Linked DNA regions of Mus musculus: region 1 is linked to region 2. The links are chromatin loops, found by intact Hi-C in ENCODE. Cell type or tissue: heart. All regions are shown on one strand.

Region 1 (2,500 bases), 430 kb after region 2:
ATGACCTCTACTTTTTTTTTTTCTTCATCCCTCTTGATTGCTTTAGAACTTCACAAACCTGATTTACATGCCAATCACTTAGATGTGCCAGAGTTGTTAGCAGCCAGAAAGATTTTATCCCACAACAAGGCTCAAGAATGCTGCGAACTGCCCCACACTAGTCCTGAGGTCTCTGCCAAATTAACTTTTACTCACCTCTCCACTAAGCATAGTTCTGTCTGGCCTGGTGAGCCAGGCATCAACTGCCACCTTTCTCATGCCTAACTCCCTCAGTCCTCACTATCATGTAGACTTCATTCACTCTCTACACTGTCTAATTCTTCCCACTGGTTCCACGCTTTGGATCCCATGAGGGCTTCTTTAGGACAGATCTAATTTTTGCTCTTTGCCTTATGACTCCCCAGAGCTGTGAGGAACAGAACATCAGTATGTCTTATTCCTCTTATCCTTTTTTTTCTGCTAAGTCAGAGACGAATCTAAGCGATGCCTCCCACATCCCTCTTTCTCATTGTAATTCCTTCCTTGCAAGGGCATGTTCCCTATGGGTAGATAGGTCAACCTCGGTTGTATGTCTTATTACACATCTCAGGGTGCATACGACTGCCACCAGAGCTTCCTGGAAATCTCATTCCATACGTGTTATTTTCAGGTACTGTATGGTACATTTTTCAGTCCTTCCATCTCTGTTTCATGGGTTGGCCCCTTGTCACGGAGGCTCACTGTTCCATGCTACATCAGAAAAAGATGATGGTCCTGGGATCCAGGCACAGATATTCCACTCTTAGGTGGCCCAGCCTCAGCTGCATTTCTTATTATCCATGATAGACATGCAACCTCTCTTCCCAGACTCATCCTTGGATCTGTCATGTCCCAGTTCAGCTACCAATCCGTTGTGTTCTTTTTTCCAGGGAAACACAAAGAAATAGCTTTCTCCCCCGGATAGAGAACCGACATATGAAGGAAATTATTTTTTTTCCAGGTCTGGTTTGGTTGAGCCAGTGAGTTTATTAGAACTATTTATAGGCACGTAGCTGACAGGTTACTTATAGAAGCACGGTTGACTCAGAAGCGGCTGTCTCACTGTAAAACCCCACTCCATCATGGGTGATGAGTGAAAGCCCCAGCTCCAGTGTCCCAGCTGCTGGAGAATCTCAGTTGAGGGTCTGACAATGTTTCCTCTTTCCCCAATTCTAAAAGGAAATGTTAATAGCTCTCTTATGACCACAGCAGACCTTGCTATCACTATACTTCCCTGTGTATTTTGTTGCCATGGCTACAGTTTGAAGGTATTCTGAAGGCCAATGTTTGTTTAGACCTGTATGAAGTATTCCCACTATAACAAGAGCCTTGATGACCCTGTTGAGGCCCCTCATCCGTTTCTGTCTTGATGGCAGAACTCTGCTGACTTTGCTTCCATCTACTCCAACAACGGGGCCTTGGGAACCTTTGCACCTCATCCGACAGCTTCATCACTGGTGGGGATCTAGCAACATCTGCTCTGGTGAGAGAGTGGCTCCTGCTGTCTGGTCACGGTTTTGCAGGGGAGTCTGGATCTTCACCAGGGCTTCCTTTACCATACCAGCTGTGCCTCCCGCTCAGCAGCCCTGCATCGAAGCCAGCCGCTTGGAAGACACACAAGGGCACAAGGGCACGCGTCTCCTGAAGAGGGTTGAGCAGCTTTAGCCGGTTGTTGTCTCAGAGCTGAGCTTTGGTACCAGGAGCCCATGCCTTTGGAAATGGTAGAGTGAATAGGAATCCACAGAAATGTTACTGGGCATTTAGGGGAGTTCCCTAAGACTTGTCACATATTGGTCCTCTCTTGGGGTTCTTGATCTCAATAAAATAATTTGAGAATGGACTAAAAGGAAACCCCAGGGCCATTTCATTAGAATTAAAAAAAAAAAAAACAAAAAAACCTCACGACAGGCAAACTGTAAATTTTATCAGTTGCCTGGGGAAGGAGATGAGGAGGCAGAGAAACTCCATTGAACTAAGCTGGCATGAAGGTCGGCCATGTGCCAGAGAAACAGCTGTGTTCAGAGGAAGAGAAGGGAAACGGAGGATTTCAAAGAGACAGAAGAGAAGAAAGGGGAGTAATGATAACTTCCTGAGTCAGAGAGAGTAGCAGGACCTCACGGGGACTTGTAGTGGCTGGATCAGGACCAGGAATTCTTATAAGGAAAAATACATTATCTCATTAGCTGGGCAACTGTTCCTGCACCTTCTCAGTGTAGTTTAAGGTAGATTGGCCTTCCTGGAGTGGCCCCACCTTCCTAAGTGGTGGTCCCTTAGCCGGGGGCGGCCTTCCCAGCTGGATTAACTCTCTTATATTTAGGGAAGTTTGGAATTTCAGGCCTCTACACAGTCCAGGGAATTCACTTTCCCTGATGGGTATTCACAGAGCTCTGTAACAGAACCTGCAGGGAGGAAGAGAAGGAATCCTGATGTCTTAGAGATAGACATCCATCTGTCTACAGAGTCACATCCAAGGCCTGGGGCA
Region 2 (2,500 bases):
TATCTTATGGCTACTGTGAAACCTCAGGATATCACATTTATGAACGAAGGGCTTTGTCTTGCAAGCGGGTGTTCCTGGAAATATATAGTGGGACTCTCAGAACTAGAACATATGAGCAAATTTCTTATCATTAAAAGGCTGATTAATTAGGTCATTGTTAGCTGGCACACAGGCCCCAGCTATGCAGCCCAGCTACTGTGGCAATACTTGTCGTGTCCACTAGATGGCAGCAGACTGCATGTGCTCACATCCACTTTCCTTACAGCATTTCTTTAACTCATGAAAATCAAGATTAAATCAAACTTTTAATTTAAATTACATCCATGGAGAAAGTATTTTTGAGACATGATAATCCGTCCCGTTCAGAACCTTGGGTGACAGGATGTCACAGGCAGACGTTTGGTGCCTGTGCCTACATTGCTGGCGGTGTCACTACTGCAGTAAAACAAAGGAAAGCGTTTTTTGTTACACTATTTTCTAACAGAGTCTCTCAGAAAGGCAAGCTGAGTGCACTGCAGCTGAGCAGCGACTTCCTCCCTGAGCATCTTCAGCCTGTGGCTGGGCACCACCAGTGCTGCAAGCCTAAGAAGGCAACCAAGGCTCAGAGACTTCAGGAGACTGGAGGCTCCCGGTGCCTTCTCAGGCTGCTACAGGCCACAGCAGTGAGGAGAGGCAGGCCTCACAGGGGGCGGTGGGACAGAAGGAAGCAGGCCCCTCCTTGGCTGAGGGCTGCAGCCCATGGGGAGGTGGGGGAGGCTCTGCAATGATGTCACCAGGGAGGTGGATGTGGGAAGATACCAGGAACAAAGTGGCCCTGTGGCAACAGACCATGTGCAAATATCTCACACAGAACTTCTAAAAGCTGTAATGTGTTCAAGAGTCGGAAAGAGCTGTGAGGACAGCTGGAGAGGTTTTAGGAAACCCATTCTTCTGTGTCAAGGTCACCTACTACAAGAGCCTGTCTACACCCAATGTCACACGTCACCTGTCTGCAGAGGTGCAGAGGAAACACACTGTCCTATGGCTGGGCTGTGGTCACAGACTTTCCTGCCAGGTCCAAGGAGCTGGCCACGTGGAGGGCTGCCAGTCGCTCTAAAGCGAGGAGCACGCTCTTCCCCTTGGTAACCTGCCCGCTGGCGGCCGCTCAGTCAGAGCAGGACGACCTTGGCTGAGGATGAGCTGATGAGCCGTCTCACCACAGCTCGGAAGGTGTTAACAGCGCTGCTCTGGGCGTCTGCTGCTGACAGATTCCGTGGCGGCTTCAGTGCCTGCCTGCAGCTGGCAGCAAGGCCGCCAGCTCTGTGGCAGGCCACCCGTGCCCAGGGCGGGAGGCAAGCCAGGCATGGGATGTATTTGAAATGAGAGAGAAGCTGAAAACCCGCTGGCAGGGCCCACGTGGAGAATGGACTGGAAATTCAGTGACTGACAGCCCGGCAGAGCTCCCCGAGTCACACTGGCTCCTCAGGTGCACAGCTCGGGGTGAGGTCCTCACAAGAGGGTCTGGTGGGAAAGACTGCCTTCAGATGTCAAATCCATCAATCATTAAAAAATGACCCTCACAGTAAAACAATCAGAACAAAGGTGAGATTTTCTGGATGGAGTTCAGAGGAAAACGCCCATTTTCGGGCGGAGTGAGCAGTTTTAATTAGACTGTTTAGACCTAGGCCCGTGCAATTAAATTCAGCAATATAAACTGTTTTCTGTGGAAATTTTACAACGACAAGTTAGGCCCCCAAGTGTGAGTGAACTCTACTGAGCAATCTAGGCCACACTGAAGACTGCTGAGGCCCACGGCTCACTTCCTTGTCAGGCCTATTGGAACACGCAGCACTTCCTTGCAGCCTCTAGCTGACACTGTCTGCTAGAACAAGGTGCTCTACAGCTCAGCCGCCCACATACCTTCATCAGGAGCAGACAGTTTGCCATGGAGTACAGCACACGGCCCAGACGAGACCTCCACAGCTGAACAGAGGCTGCGGGAGAGAGAGGCGTGAGTGTGCACAAGCAAGTGTGCTCCTGCGAGCTGGCAACTGCTACACTCTGGGTGCTGACACAAAGCCCCCCGCCTCCCCGCCTAACCTTACCAGGCCTCCCCAAGAACCGGAGACAGAGGACAGTGTTCTCAGTGGGATGCCCAGAGTGGGCTCCCATAAGAGACCATCTGCACAGATGCAGCAAGAAATATAGCCCAGCTCAAGCAGTCATCAGGAGCTCACTTCTAAGCCACAATCCTAAACCTGTGAACACGTCTGATGCAGAGACAGCATCTGCTGCCCAGGGCAGAAGCTGACCCATGCACATCGCCTGCTCGTGTCCAGCGGCTGCGGAGAACCCCGGGCCTGGTGGCAGTTTTAGTCCCTACAACCTGGAACTGACCACTTCCCTAGGCCTTTAGTTTCAGATTGGAACAACGCTGGTCTGCCTTTTTCACAGGCTTTACTGAGGATGGACACCAGAAGTGGCCATAAAAGCGCTCCATGAGAGGACAGGATAAGTCCAG

What was found. Peaks named below come from ENCODE experiments on the same cell type or tissue, not always from the same donor. Only the 100,000 strongest peaks of a DNase experiment are listed, where the experiment ranks them.
Region 1: a loop joins it to region 2, with 17 times the contacts of the local background. A loop is called at or near these places in 8 of 42 quality-filtered maps.

Annotation. Positions count from the first base shown.
Region 1 is chr12:29,127,525-29,130,024 of GRCm38, forward strand. No RefSeq gene overlaps it. Among named protein-coding and RNA genes, the nearest start is that of Gm31333, 13 kb to the right of the region's middle. In heart, a CTCF peak has its summit at 1,521; no DNase peak of the experiment used is centred here.
Region 2 is chr12:28,699,637-28,702,136 of GRCm38, forward strand. It overlaps Trappc12 (trafficking protein particle complex 12), which reads right to left. Exons shown (of 12, transcript NM_178811.5): 8 at 1,900-1,973. Among named protein-coding and RNA genes, the nearest start is that of Mir6937, 22 kb to the left of the region's middle. In heart, no CTCF peak of the experiment used is centred here; DNase peaks (open chromatin) are centred at 205 and 1,155; H3K27ac peaks cover 1,120 bases.